2 separate regions of the Homo sapiens genome follow, and region 2 is linked to region 1. The links are chromatin contacts, found by Hi-C or POLR2A ChIA-PET in ENCODE. All regions are on one chromosome and are shown on one strand. The core of a region is the stretch at or near the end of the contact, and the rest is flanking DNA. Distances in the headings are between cores, read along the strand shown.

Region 1 (7,491 bases), core at 3,461-5,960:
AATTAGCCAGGTGGTGTCACATGCCTGTAATCCCAGCTACTTGGGAGGCTGAGGCAGGAGAATCACTTGAACCTGGGAGGCGGAGGTTGCAGTGAGCCGAGATTGCACCATTGCACTCCAACCTGGGCAACAAGAGTGAAACTCTGTCTGAAAAAAAAAAAAATTAGCCAGTTGTAGTGGTGCATGCCTGTGGTCGCAGCTACTAGGGAGCCTGAGGTAGGAGGATCACTTGAATCCCAGAGGTGGAGGTTGCAGTGAGTGGAGACTGTGCCACTGCACTCCAGCCTGGGTGACAGCCTGGGAGACGGATTAAGACCCCATCTCAAAATAAATAAATAAATTATGAAGACAATCATTTACAAGCTAATTTCTTTCTGTGGCCCATTTATTTTCCATAACAAGCCTTTATTGCCCCTCAAAGGAATTGTCTACCTTTCCCATCTCCTCCTTCCCCTATGAAAAAAGTTACATAAGCTTCTGTACTCCTTTAGGGACTGGGGTAATCACTTTGTAATTCTCCCTCGTGCACATTATTAAATTTCTGTGCCATTTCTCCCATTATTCTGTCTTTTGTCAGTTGATTTTCTATGAAACTTCCCTTAGCCCCTACAGTATTTACCTCTTTGAGGTACTGTAAGAATTAATGGAGGCCAGTCTCAGTAGCCTGCCTGTAGTCCCAGCTACTCTGGAGGCTGAGGTGGGGGGATTGCATGTGTTCAGGAGTGGGAGGATTGTGCAAGCTCAGGAGTCAGAGATCAGCCTGGGCAACATCACAAGACCTTCATCTAAAAAATAAAAAAAATTAAAAAAATAAAACAATGGAGATAATGTATGTAAAATATTAAGCAGAAAGCCAACCTCTATTTAATATACGTAATTTTTTTCTTTACAACTAATTTACAAATATTTTGTTTATATTATACTTTAAATATGTTAATACATCAATTTATCTAATTATGTATAACACATTAAGTAGTTAATTTAAATAACAAATATTTATTTTTAGTACATATTGTCAATGTCGGGGCTCAGAAACCAATACCCCAAACTATGGCATGGTGACAAGCTGAACTGCAGAAGCCTCAAAGTCTCTTTGACCTTCTCCCACTCCCCAACCTTTGTCTTCCTGTTATCTGGACTCACCAAAAATGAGTCCCTGTAAGACGAATGTAATCACACCCGAACAGCTCATTTCACAAGATAAGGTACAAGTTTAATTTCTTTTCCCTGATCCATTCATTCTTCCTAGTAATCCCCTCAAATGAATTCCTCTTCTCCCTCCCTCAAACTGTTTTTCAAGGATGGTATATAAACTTCTGAACCACGTTCTGGGGTGGGCAATCACTGATTCTCCCCATGCACATTGTAAATTTGTCTGCCTTTTTTTCTATTAATCTACCTCATGTCTGATTTTTCAACAAACCTTCAGAGGGCATCAAATCAGTAAGGACATTCATTTAATTCAATATTTCACAGATGATATAATACCATGAAGTGATAAGGCACTATAAATGTTCCTAATTGCTCCTTGCCCCTTGGATCTCTCTGATCTTTAGGTTGCCTCCTCTAGTTTACTTACTGTGAAGCTACTCATTTAACAGCTCCTCCATTTTCCTTTACATGTGTATGTGGAATTATAAACAATGATATATCACACTTGTATATTTTATTTTGCTTAATACATAAGTTTGCATGTCAATGTTTTGATTATGAGTACATTGATTTGAGTTTGCATAAATAACACCCAAAATTATAATAATTATAAAGCAAAAGTTACTTTACAAGCTGTTTAGCTTAAAGAATTTTACTTCTGGAACTCACGAACTCTGAAAAATATTACTTAGCTAGCTTTCATGATTAAATGGTGGTTCTTGGGAGAAACAGAATCAATGGAATAATTTTATTATCAACTTCAATGATCATAACAGCATATTTTATTTAAAAACTTATTTTAATTTCAAAAATCTTACAGGCCTTCTATGGAGCTGTATCATTTACTCTATATTGAGAAACAATTATTGAAAATTTATACACATAAATAACACAGATGACATTTTAAAAGGGAACAAATGAATTAATTCATTGAAATCAGGATGGAGTCCTCAACATCAAATAATAAATTTTTTTAAACAATGTGATATTTATGATTTTTGTGATTGCTGTTTTATTCCAAGAAATACTAGTTGTATGTGATTGCAATCAAGACTTAAATCTAGGAAATAAAAATGTGTGAAGAGACTCAAAAATTAATGTATTTCAATGGACTGGAGATCCTGTAGAAATTCATTTTCATTAACATGTCTGTATGAGGAAAACAGTAGCTTATATAAGTTTAGGTGGAGAGGAATAGAAGGCCCTCTCTATAGCTAGGAGGACTTGGTGATCTGAGAAGGAAAGGAGTGATCTTGGTGAAAGAAAGGAAGCAGGAAAAACTGACAGGAACAGGAGTATATGACCATGATATAATAAAAAACCTGACTTACAATGTCCTTCATTCATACTGTTTTTAAATAACACGTTCTAAAGTAATCTCACACCCTAACCCCAACCCTTTCCCATCATTTATATAAACAGTCCATTATGACATGTATTCTTTGCCCAAGCCAACTTGAAGCTCCTTTTGGATAGAGACTTTATGTATCTGGATTAATATTGTATTCCCATTTAGGAGAGTGCCTGGCACACCATAGATGCTCAGAAAGATTCAATTGAACTCGAATAGGTAGGCCAAACACACACGGGGTCCTAAATTGTGCAGAAGGGTCAGATACCTAAATTTTGCTTCCATGGTCTTATGAAGTATAAACTAAAAGCCCAAGTAAGGAGCAAAGGTTAGTTTACCAATTTTATCTCTGGAACCCAGGTACACTGAAAAGTATTATTTAGCTAGCTTTCAGTCCTCTGTAATACAGAAAGTAAATATCTGACACTAGGTTCATTTGAAACACTCTTGCTCTGTCACACAAGCTGGACTGCAGTGGTGCAATCATAGCTCATTGCAGCCTCGAACTCCTGGGCTCAAGTGATCCTTCTGGTCTCAGCCTCCCGAGTAGCTAGGACTACAGGCTATGAGACGCCAGGCACGGTTAGTTATTTTACTTTTGTAAAGATCAGGCTGGCTTCGAACTCCAAGGCTCTAGCGGTCCTTCCGCCTCGGCTTCCCAAAGCGGTTCTGTTTACCGGATGGTGCCAAACAGTTCCAGGCTCTTGGTGCCCGGTAGAAATTGGACGACACACACACAGATAGCAAAGCAAAGCAGCAAAAGTTTAGTAAACAGAGTATTACACTCTCGGGGGTGGGAGAGAGCGGACTGACCTCTGCGAGGTGAGATCAGCGTCAGCTTGCTGTAGTTTGAGTCATTTTATGTGTGTGCGTGCGTGTGTGTATGTTTTCTGTTCCCAGTGCTGCCTAATCTATAGCCAGCATCTGCCCTTTTATTGATAGGTTTGTTGCTTACTTTGTCCTCTGTGGCTTGTGCCTCTATCTTATAATCTTAAATATATGCATGATATGTAGCCCATATGCATGAACCTTAAGTAGCTGATTATCATACGGGCTTTTGTTAAGGATACTTTTCCTCTCTAATACGCATGCCCATCTCTGAAGAGCTGCCTCTTAAACTGGTTTGTTCCAGATCTTGCCGGCCACGAGGTCCTTGCTCACATTATCTCTTTTGTTTCGGCTGCAAAAGGTTCACTGCTTGTTATCTCGCTTCTTGTTCACCCGCCCATCTACCTTACTTCTGCCCTTTGCTTTTACTTATTCTGCCCTCTAACTTTCAGCTCCCTTTGTTATTCTCTTGCCTCACTTTTCTTATTGTTTCAGCTGTATTGCAGGCGCGAGCTGCCGCGCCTAAATTTCTTGATGTACCGTAAACATTTCAATGTCTACTTTCTATCTCAAAACAATGTGGTGTAAAAGCCGTTTAGTTTTGCTTCATCTCCATACAGCATTCCAGTGCCATTGCAAAATGACTCGACTATCAGATAAAACTGAACACAGCTCTACTTGGTGAAAAAGTAGGTGGCTCTGAAAAGAACCTTTTTGGTTTGGACCGAGGTATGAGTAATGAACTGCTCCAGCCCCGCTACTTGCCCTTGGCCTTGTGGTGGCTCTCAGTTTTCTTAGGCAGCAGCACGGCCTGGATATTGGGCAGGACACCACCCTGGGCGATGGTCACTTTACCAAGCAGCTTGTTGAGCTCCTCGTCGTTGCGGATGGCCAGCTGCAAGTGGCGCGGGATGATGCGGGTCTTCTTGTTGTCGCGGGCCGCGTTGCCAGCCAGTTCCAGGATCTCGGCGGTTAGGTACTCCAACACCGCCGCCAGGTACACCGGCGCTCCGGCACCGACCCGCTCAGCGTAGTTGCCCTTGCGGAGCAGTCGGTGCACTCGGCCCACTGGGAACTGAAGACCCGCCCTTGAAGAACGGGTCTTAGCCTTGGCGCGAGCTTTGCCGCCCTGCTTGCCACGTCCCGACATGACGTAAAAAATTCAATCAGTAACGTTCCTGAGACTGACGTAACGCTAAAGCTCCGCTACTTATAGTCAACAGAGGCACGAAAACTAAGCTGTGCTATTGGCTAACATTACAGTTTCGCTTTAACCAATGGGATTGCGGTTTTGAAAAACACTTATTTTGATTGGACAAAGTTAATATACGTTTCCAGGACTCACCACTGGTTAAACGCACAACTTCATTCTCTACCCCACTTGCGTTAAGAAGCAGTGAATAAGCGGTAGGTTGACAGAGCTACCGTCTTCCTGTTTTTTTCCTCCAATTTTCCGGCAGTTACTCCCAGTCATGCCCGAGCCCTCAAAGTCCGCTCCTGCCCCGAAGAAAGGCTCCAAGAAGGCAGTGACAAAGGCCCAGAAGAAGGACGGCAAGAAGCGCAAGCGCAGCCGCAAGGAGAGCTACTCCGTGTACGTGTACAAGGTGCTGAAGCAGGTCCACCCCGACACCGGTATCTCGTCCAAGGCCATGGGCATCATGAACTCCTTCGTCAATGACATCTTCGAGCGCATCGCCGGCGAGGCTTCCCGCCTGGCGCATTACAACAAGCGCTCGACCATCACCTCCAGGGAGATCCAGACGGCCGTGCGCCTGCTGCTGCCAGGGGAGCTGGCCAAGCACGCGGTGTCGGAGGGCACCAAGGCCGTCACCAAGTACACCAGTTCCAAGTGAGCCCGCCCACCGCGGAACGTTCGGTCAGTCTCGGCCCACACCCCAAAGGCTCTTTTCAGAGCCACTCAGTCTTCCCAAAGAGAACTGGCACTCACTGTTCTTACAGCAGGTATTTCTTACTTGCTACAAAGACGATTTCCAAGATTCCTTTAGCCTTGTTAGAAACTAATTTTGGCTCAAGCCTCTAATCCCGGTTCGGGAAACCGAAGCGGGTGGCTCACCTGAGGTTAGAAGTTCGAGACGAGCCTAGCCAACATGGTGAAACCCGTCTCTACTAAAAGTACAAAAAAATAGCTGGGCGTGGTGGCGGACGCCTGTAATCCCAGCTACCCGGGAAGCTGAGGCAGGAGAATCGCTTGAACCCGGCAGATGGAGGTTGCAGTGAGCCGAGATCGGGCCATTGCACCCCAGCCTGGGCAGTAAGAGCGAAACTCTGTCTCAAAAAAGAAAGAAAAAGAAAAGAAATTAATTAGCACTGCAGTGTACTGCATGTTGCAGCAACGCTTGAGACAATTTTATATCTGAAGAAGGATGAGGTTTATCATCAGACAAACCTAGTAAAGGGAAAATTCAGTTCCTGTTGACCCCAAAGAAAATATAATACTTAAGTGTCACTGGTAAAATATCCACAGTGCTTCCGGCGCTCTGTCCCTAAACTTCATGTGTACTTTAGTAATGAAGCAGTTGGCACACACACAAACGTACAAATCGACTTGTTTGTTTTGAGAGTGGTGCTGTTTCTCCTCCCTTGTCCCCAGTTTGGATTTGCTAAATATTAAGATAGAAAGGCAGTAGAAAAAAGTTTGAACCCAGTTTACAGCACCGTACACGTCAATCGGGCTGAGTTGATGTCAATGGCCAATCCCGACACTGCGAGGGCAGTTTGAAACTTGGCCACCGTTTTCTCTGGTGAGTGTTCTAGTTGGGAAAATTCTTGGCAGTGCAGGTTTTTTGGAGGAATCTTGCTGTCTTACTCATTCCCATAATTCTCTTGTGTGGAATTCCTATTTATGAACATAGTTTCTATTCCCTACTTTTTCTGTTAGGGTCTGCTCCATGTTTTCTTGTCTGTGTCACTTGCGTTTACTGTATCTCTAGTAATTGGAAGAAATGTTAAAAGAAAAAAAAATAGAGGAGGAGAAGGGCTGTTCTCCATTGTTTTCCCCCACCCCCAACTCAGGAAATCAAAATGAGTGTCTTCATTTTAAACACTTAGGAGTGGCATATTTAAAAGTATTTTGGTCTTTGCCAAGAATCAGTGTGGGAACTCTTCCACATCAAATTGTATTTGCTGAAGGTTTTTGATAATATTTTTTATCCAGTAAGTGTACTCCAGTGACCCAACCATTCGATTCCTAGCTGTTTACATGAAAGAATATTTTGCACACATGCAACAGGAGACATATGAGAATGGAAAAAATGCCATTTTTAATAGATAAAAATACTAGAGGCAACTACATGTTCATGGTCAAAATAATGCATTTATTGAGGTACACACAGTACCTGGTTGAATTTTAGAAATGTAAGTCTCAGAAGGTTCATATATAATAACATTTTTTTTAAACTCAGAAGTAAAACCATGGCTGGGCATGGTGGCTCATGCCTGTAATCCTAGCACTTTGGGAGGCTGAGATGGGAGGTTTGCTTAAGCTCAGGAGTTCAAGACCAGCCTGGGCAGTATGGTGAGACCCTACCTCTTAAAATAAATAAATAAATAAATAAATAAATAAATAAATAAATAAATAAATAAAATGAAAATAAAACCAAATTATACATTGTTGAAGTGTATATAGAAGCGCTTATACAGAATAAGTATACACAAGTGCGTGATAATGAAAACTTTTAAGAGAGTTTTTAAAATACCTGGCACTGGCTATCTTAGCGATAAAGGCAAGACATGGGATGGGGAAAAACACAGAGGTAAATACAAGTTGTCGTCAATATTCCAGTTTTGGGTTAGATGTTTTATCATGGGTTTTGATATAATTTGATTTAAACTTTATTTTTATTTTTATTTTTTTGAGATAGAGTCTCACCGTTTCGCCCAGGCTGGAGTGCAATGGCGCGATCTCGGCTCATTACAACCCTCGCCTCCCAGGTTTAAGCAATTCTCCTGCCTCAGCCTCCCGAGTAGCTGGGTTTACAGGAGCCCGCCACCACACCCAGCTAATTTTTTGTATCTTTAGTAGAGATGGGGTTTCACCATGTTGGCCAGGCTGGTCTTGAACTCCTGACCTCATGATCCACCCTCCTCGGCCTCCCAAAGTGCTAGTATTACAGGCATGAGCCACCATGCCCAGCCTGATT
Region 2 (7,491 bases), core at 3,219-5,718, 590 kb before region 1:
CCATGGAAGACCTTTCTGAATGAATGACCTTTGAATAAAGATCCAGTTGAAGTGAGGGAGCAAACCACGTGGGTATATAGGGAAATCACAATCCATAGGGTGGGAACAACAAGAATAAGAACCCTAAGGCAGAAGCAAGCCTGGTATGTTCAAAGAACTGTAAGGAGTCTATGGACAGTGTGAGATTGTGGGTCAGAGAAGCTCGGGACAGTGAAGCAGAGCAGAAAGTGAGGGGGCTGGAAAATAGACAAGGTGAGATTGGGGGACAAAGAGATGAGTATGGAGAGAAAGACTGAAAAAGAGATGGGGGACTGAGAAAAAAGAGACGGAAAGACTGAGTGTGGGAACAACTGAGGGGTACTGAAGATATGCTGAGGGGCAGAAAGAAAAGACTGAGAATAAGTGGGCAACTGGGGTTCCAGAGGAGGTGCTGAGGTGGGGAGAGACAGAGGTTGAAGGACAATAAGGCATGCAAAGGAGGAATCTGAGATAAAGAGAAGGTAGACCGAAGAGCGGAGAGGAGGAGACTGAGACAGCGAGGGCTACTGAGAGCTGAGGGAAGAACAGACTGAGAGGCCCAGAGAGAAGAAACTGGGAGTTCCGATGCTGCATCAGCAGCCTCTGTGTACAGACTCTGGCGTCCCTGCCCCGCTTTAGCAGTTCCTACAGACGCTTGACCTGCCAGGAAAGGAAAGAAACCTGAGCCTCTGCTGAAAGGTGATGGATTTAAGGCCCGGCTGCTGAGGATAAGATAAAGGTCCTCCTGGGGGAGAACAGAGTCCCGAACACCATGGCCGTCTGGCTTGCCCAGTGGCTGGGCCCTCTGCTCTTGGTTTCCCTCTGGGGACTCTTGGCTCCAGGTAAGAGGAGGCTGAGGGTCAAGCAGGGCATCCTAAGGGGGCCAGCCTGACTTCCTTCCCTCCATGTCCCACAGCCTCCCTTCTTAGGCGCCTGGGTGAGCACATTCAGCAGTTTCAGGAGAGCTCTGCCCAGGGCCTGGGCCTGAGCCTGGGGCCAGGTGCTGCAGCCCTCCCAAAAGTGGGGTGGCTGGAGCAACTGCTGGACCCCTTCAACGTGTCCGACAGACGATCCTTCCTACAGGTGAGGCCGGGAGACGGGGAGTCCACTAACCATCCTGCCCTCTCCTCAGTCTCCCTCATCTCTTCCTCAGTCTGCACTTTTTTCTCTCTCCACACCTCAGTTCTCCCCATCCCTCTGCTTGAATCTCATGTTATGCTTGCTGTCAGTATCCCTTTTCCTGCCCTTTGTAGATTTGGCCTTACTCTCTCCTCTCCTCGGGGTCCCACTCGTTTTGTCCCTCAGATCTTGCCCTTCACCATTTCTTTCTCTCTGTCATTCACATTCACTGCTCCTCCCTACCCCCTTGTCCCTGTCCAGACTGGACACAAAACCTACCACCAGGTCTCAGTAGGTAGCAGAAATTTGAACCAGCTTTGGAATCAGACCTAGCTCACAACAGGCACTCAAAGATATCTATCGAAAGAAGGAACAAATTCGCCATTTTTCAGTGCTTCCTCTGTATTTAGTCTCCAAATATCATCCCACTTGGATCTTATTCCTAAATCCATCTGCATTTATTTCTTATTTTACAATTATTACTTCAAGAAATAGCAAGTTCCTTCAATGTGAGAGCCACTCCCTCAGTTCTGGGGATATAAGAGTGAAAAACCAGGTCAAAAATTTGCTTTTGTATATTTTGCATTCTAGATGAGGAGATGAACAGGGGAAAAGTGAGCAAGTAAATAAACAAGCTCATTTCAGACACTGTTAAGTACATAAGGAAAGATCCATTAGGAAGAGAGACTGGAACAAATGAGGAATTGAGAATAAGTCAGGACTCTCACAGTGCCATTTCTTCTTCCCCATCCCACCTCTCAGCGTTACTGGGTGAATGACCAACATTGGGTTGGCCAGGATGGACCCATATTCCTGCATCTAGGGGGTGAGGGCAGCCTTGGGCCTGGCTCAGTGATGAGAGGTAAGAGGCAATGTTGGGGGAAAGGAGTTGGGATGCTGGTGGGGACCAGGAAGGGGAGCTGCATATTGCAATGCTGTGAGACCTGAGGAGTGAAAGGGCTTAAACTCAACTTGCATCTCACCTCCCCACCCCCCACCCATACACTCTTCACAGGCCATCCCGCAGCCTTGGCCCCAGCCTGGGGCGCCCTGGTGATAAGCCTGGAACACAGATTTTATGGCCTGAGTATACCTGCTGGAGGCCTGGAAATGGCCCAGCTCCGCTTCTTGTCCAGCCGCCTTGCGTGAGTGGAGGAAGGGAAAGTGTTTATGGTCAAAGGACAGGAATGTCTGTGCTTTGGCATCTCTGCATCTGTGTCTCTCTCCTCCACTGTCTGAAGTCAACCTCTGAGTCTCTGGTTCCCTCTGTTTTCTTCTGTGTTTCATAGGGTCTTGTTTTTTCTCTTTCCATTTCTGGGTCTCTGACTCTCCCTATCTGTCTTTCTCTTATCCTGTGTTCTTTCTATTTCTGCGTCTCTGTCTGAAGTAAGCCACTGTATCACTGTGCAGACCACCAGCATTCCTTACCTGGATTACGGCCACAGCATTCTCACCATTTTTCCTGCTCTGCCCTTGACTTCCAGGTGGAAATCAGAGTAATTCTGTTAGAGCATAAACCAGGACATGATCCTCCCTGGCTTAAGTCCCTCAGACATCTTCTGTATTGCTTCAGAAGTAAAGCAATTTTGACTGTATTTGACTTCAGAGTAAAGTCAAAGCTTTTACAGTCGCCATGGAGTCCAGTGGGTTTTGGCCTCTAGTTAACTCTGACCTATACTCTCTCACTTTCACTGGGCTCCAGCTACATTGAAGTCCTCACTGTCCTCCAGACTTACACGCACATTCCTGCCTTGAGCCTTTGAACTCATCCCTCTGCATGGCGTGGCCTTCCCCTAGATGTTTTTATGCCTCTCACCCCAGCCTCCTTCAGTGCATCTCACTCCTATTAACGACCGCCACCATTTTTCCAACTTTACTTCACCTGCTTTTTGTTTCTTTCATCTGCTTTATTCTTACAGAACTTAGCTTTTTCTTTCCTCATTGGTATCTCTGTCTGTGTCTGTAACAGTCTGTTTGCCTGTCTCATTTTCTCCGTCTCTGTATCTACATCTGTGCCTCTTTGTCTCCATCTCTGTCTCTCTGCATCTTAATCTTTTCTACAAGCGAAACGGTTTTCTAACTGCAACAGGATGGTACCAACTGCAAGCCATTCAGAAAGGTTAGGGAAGAAAGAAAGCCCTTGGGAGGAGAAAGAGGATGTTAGACATATCCAAACTTCACTCTCCATTTCTCTTTGTGTCTGTTCTCTCTCCCAATACCTTGCAACTCATCAGGTTAGGACCCCTCCTTCTCCTCTTAGTAGCCCTCCTTGAGTGCCCTCAACCCTTCCCTACATTTGTCAGGTTTTCATCTAAACTGACTTGGAAATTTTTCCTCTCCTACCTAAAACGAGAAGGGAAAGAGGGTGGTGGCTTTCTAGAAAGTGGACGAGGACAGGGTCTCCCTTGGCCTAGGCACACATGTTCTGGGAAGTGTATGTGGCTTGGAGAACACTTGGAAACACGTCATGAGAAAACGGCCCTGGTTTCTGGCCAGATTCACCCATTCATGTCTCTGGATCCGGGTTTCCCCCAGAATGGGGAAATCTTCAGGGATTCCCAGCGATGAGGACCGACCGAGTCCCCCCTTTGACCCTAGGCTGGCTGATGTGGTCTCTGCCCGCCTGGCACTTTCCCGCCTCTTTAACATCTCCTCCTCCAGCCCCTGGATCTGCTTCGGAGGCTCCTATGCCGGCTCCTTGGCCGCCTGGGCCCGGCTGAAGGTCCTGCGACTCCTCCGGGTGGGCTGGGGGGAGGGAACTCGGACTCCAGGGCCCCAGTCTCAGATAATAGGAATACCCTCCCACCACGCCCCTACCTTCCTCCCGCGCCCAAAGAATTTTGCACAAGCTGTCCTCACAAGAGCCCGAGATTACACAGCGAGTAAGTGACACAGAGGCAGAAAGATATGCGATTCCAACCCCTCAGCCCGCAGGCTGACGGCGTCTCCTCCCTTAGTTCCCCCATCTCATTTTCGCGTCGGTCGCCTCCTCCGCCCCGGTGCGGGCCGTGCTGGATTTCTCCGAGTATAATGACGTAAGGATGGCGGGCAGCAGGTGCGGGACGGGGAGGGGTCCCAGCGGGCGGAGTCCCTTGACACTTCCGGATACCTTCCTCTGCGGTCCGCCCACAGGTGGTATCCCGAAGCCTAATGAGCACCGCGATCGGCGGGTCCCTGGAGGTAGGAGGTGGGGCCTAGTCCGAGGGGGACTGGGAGGGAAAAGAGGCCTCGGATGCCAGGGAAGAGGAGGCCAGAGAAGGGCGAAACCTGCAACGTGGCGGGGTCTAAGGAAGGTCGGAGCTCGGGGGAATACGCAGGTTTTGGAAGAAGGCGGGAGCTGACGAAGAGGAGGGGCACCAGGAAAAGAGGCGCTCCCCAGAGAGGGCGGGGTTTGGGCAGGGACAATCCTATCCGGAGGTGAGGCTCAAGGTGGGGCGGGGCCACAATGGAGGACGGGGCCTGCAGGGAAGACCCGAGAAGGAGGGCTGCGAGGCAGGGGATTGGGGGCGGGGGCCTGGGGGCGGGGGCCTGGGCCAAGAGCTAGGTCTGCACCCTCTGAGTCCCGCTAGGGGAAAGTGGGGAACCCAAGGAGGACGCAGGTCCTGGGTAGGGAAAGCCGAGGCCCAGCCTAAGTCTTGGCGGACATCGCCTCTTGCTTCCCACAGTGCCGGGCGGCGGTGTCCGTCGCCTTCGCTGAAGTGGAGCGGCGGCTGCGCTCGGGTGGGGCGGCTCAAGCAGCATTGCGGACGGAGCTGAGCGCTTGCGGGCCCCTGGGCCGCGCTGAAAACCAGGCGGAGCTGTTGGGGGCGCTGCAGGCACTGGTGGGAGGTGTAGTGCAGTATGATGGGCAGACGGGAGCGCCGCTAAGCGTGCGACAGCTCTGCGGACTTCTCCTCGGGGGCGGGGGCAACCGCAGCCACTCCACGCCCTACTGCGGGCTTCGTCGGGCGGTGCAGGTGAGCACTCCCTGGCACAGCTGGGAGGAGTTAGCGGACAAAGATTCCTGCCCCACTTCCGTTGTGTGATCTTGGGCAAGCGAGAACCTTCTCTGAAACTTCGTTTTCTCATCTGTAAAATGGGGATAACACTTCACAGGGCCGATGGGAAGATGAAATGAGGCGGGTCATGTAGAGCAATCAGCTGGGAGCCTGGCACACAGTGTGCGAATGTTAGAGACTGCGATTATTACCTATTTTGCCTATCCTGTCCTGTTCTCTTTTGGGGGGCCTGCAGGAGTGCCTGGCACATGGCAAATTCTCACTTAGTATTTTTAGAATGAATGAAAAAATGTTATCTCTGGGGATAGGGTTCTCCTAGGTACCTGGGACTGCAGCCTCTAAATCCACAACTGCAATCCAGCTGTCGCTTTTCCAGCACTGTCTGGACCAAGTGCTGTATAAAGTGCTTCACATATATTATTTCATTAAGTTCTCAAGAGATAGGCACTATTATTATCGCCACTTACAGAAAAGGAAACTGAAGTCTGAAAGATTATCACTTGCCCAAGCTCTCACAGGTAATAAGGTCTCAGTCTTCTAGTGCATTGATCTCTAACTCACAAGGACCCAGGCATCCACCCCCTCTGACCACTGACTCCCAGGAGAACTCAGGAACTCACCCTTCTATTTCTGACTTTTGACCTCTGGGGACATAGGCCTCTGCACCCTGGCTTGCTGGGAAGAGAGGAGGAATTTATGTCTTATGTATGTACATTGTTCCCTAGATTGTCTTGCACAGCCTGGGCCAGAAGTGTTTAAGCTTTTCCCGAGCAGAGACAGTGGCACAGCTGAGGAGCACAGAACCTCAACTGTCTGGTGTGGGTGACCGGCAGTGGTTGTATCAGACATGTACCGAGTTCGGCTTCTGTAAGTGACTGGCCTAACCCTAACTTTGTCCCCTCAAACAACCTTTTTACTATGCCCAGAGAAGTCATCTTACAGGTGGTCTGGACTCATTTCGACCCAGCTCTCAGGCACTGTGTAACCTGCAGATGTTGGGCTGGAGAAGGTGGAAGCCATACTAGTGTATGCATGTGCTTGGCCCTCACATGCCTCCTCACGCACACACTGAGGTCTCCACTTGAGTGATCTTCCCTTCAGCCTATTCTTTCTCTGTGTCCCCATTCCAGGGATGGCCCCCTTTCCCCATCCACCAGACTAGAAACTTGAGCCTTGTTTTAGTTGCTTCCTTCCCATTTTCTAGCTAGCCTGTCAATTACTGAGTCCTCCTCACTCTGCATGGACAACTCTGTAGTCCATCCCTTGTGCTTTCTATGCCTACCTCTGCTGTCCTGCTGGGAACCTCCATTCTTTCTTGCCGGGATCCCTTCCCAGCCGCTTCTCTGGTCTCATGGTTTTCACTTCCTCTGTACAATCCAACTTTTTCATAGCATCCACAGAGATCCTTGTAAATATAACCTTGTCCCTCCTGTACTCAAAACCACAGCTCCTCAAAGACCCCAGGGTAGTGTTGCCAGATACAATACAGGATGCCCAGTTAAATTTGAATTTCAGATATACAACAGATTTTTTTTTAGTATAAGCATGTCCCAAATACTACATATGGTAAATTAAATGTTCAAATTCCAGCTCCATTTTCTACTCGTAATCTTGGGCAAACTTGGGCAAGTGACTTACTTCTCTATGCCTGTTTCCACATCTATAAAATGGGAATACAAGCAATATTTCTCTCATAGGGTTGTTTCAAGGACTAAAGGAGGTAATATTTGTAGCATTCTAAGAATAATGCAGGTCTACAGTAAGTATTCCATAAACCTCTTGCTATTGTTATTATTATAAGGCTTTACATATTTTAACCCTCTTAATACATTAGTCTTCCTAACATCTTAGGAACTTTGTACATGCTGTTCACTTTGCTTGGATTATTCATCTTCAAGTCTCAATAGGGTGGCCTCCCTCAGGAAGCCATGATCCCTCAAGATAAGTCAGCCTTGCCACCTCCGACTTCGATAGCTCTGTGTTCTCCTTAGCATTTTACACAGCCTGTCATAATACATTTTTTATTGCCTGTCTTCCCCTCTGGACTGAGTCCTGTGACAGCAGAGCCTGGAGCTGTCTTGGTTGCCACCATGTGCCCAACATTGTACAACATTTATCTGAGCACCTGGTAGGTGGTCAACAAATAGGGAGGGAAGGGATGAATTAATCTGATGTTACAGAAGTTATCTTTACCCTGAAAGCACAGTGAGCTATGGGTTTTAAGCAGGGCAGACATAATACAATTTGAGCTCCGAGCATTCCAGACCTTTGCACGTGCTATTTCTTCTATTTACTATGCCTTCCTTCTCTATCTTTGTTTGGCTCAGTTCTACTAATTTCTCAAGGTCTTATCCTT

What was found. A loop is a pair of places that touch in the nucleus more often than their neighbours do. ChIA-PET counts read pairs that join two places held with the same protein, here RNA polymerase II (POLR2A). Pooled maps may share reads with other maps.
Region 2: a loop to region 1 is called in a pooled map, with 6 times the contacts of the local background. The contact joins the enhancer-like site here to the promoter of H2BC15 in region 1. A Hi-C loop is called at or near these places in 4 of 50 pooled maps. POLR2A ChIA-PET finds 5 or more read pairs at or near these places in 3 of 52 experiments (CD4-positive, alpha-beta T cell, MCF 10A and activated B cell).

What each region holds. Positions count from the first base shown.
Region 1 is chr6:27,833,859-27,841,349 of GRCh38, forward strand. H2BC15 (H2B clustered histone 15) reads left to right here and starts at 4,711. Exons shown (of 1, transcript NM_003520.4): 1 at 4,711-5,252. The coding sequence starts at 4,804. The coding sequence ends at 5,184. H2AC15 (H2A clustered histone 15) reads right to left here and starts at 4,517. Exons shown (of 1, transcript NM_003510.3): 1 at 4,022-4,517. The coding sequence starts at 4,481. The coding sequence ends at 4,089. RefSeq lists enhancers at 2,647-3,584, 3,673-3,762, 3,833-3,882, 4,153-4,262, 4,333-4,422 and 3 more.
Region 2 is chr6:27,246,948-27,254,438 of GRCh38, forward strand. PRSS16 (serine protease 16) reads left to right here and starts at 754. Exons shown (of 12, transcript NM_005865.4): 1 at 754-860; 2 at 935-1,101; 3 at 1,900-1,999; 4 at 2,153-2,282; 5 at 3,736-3,859; 6 at 4,095-4,172; 7 at 4,270-4,317; 8 at 4,803-5,093; 9 at 5,861-6,002. The coding sequence starts at 791. RefSeq lists enhancers at 3,805-3,854, 3,985-4,054, 4,195-4,564, 4,835-5,355, 4,945-5,114 and 1 more. Within about 2 kb of position 4,469, at least 19 of the 41 ENCODE cell types and tissues checked have a DNase peak (open chromatin) inside an H3K27ac peak, as active enhancers do.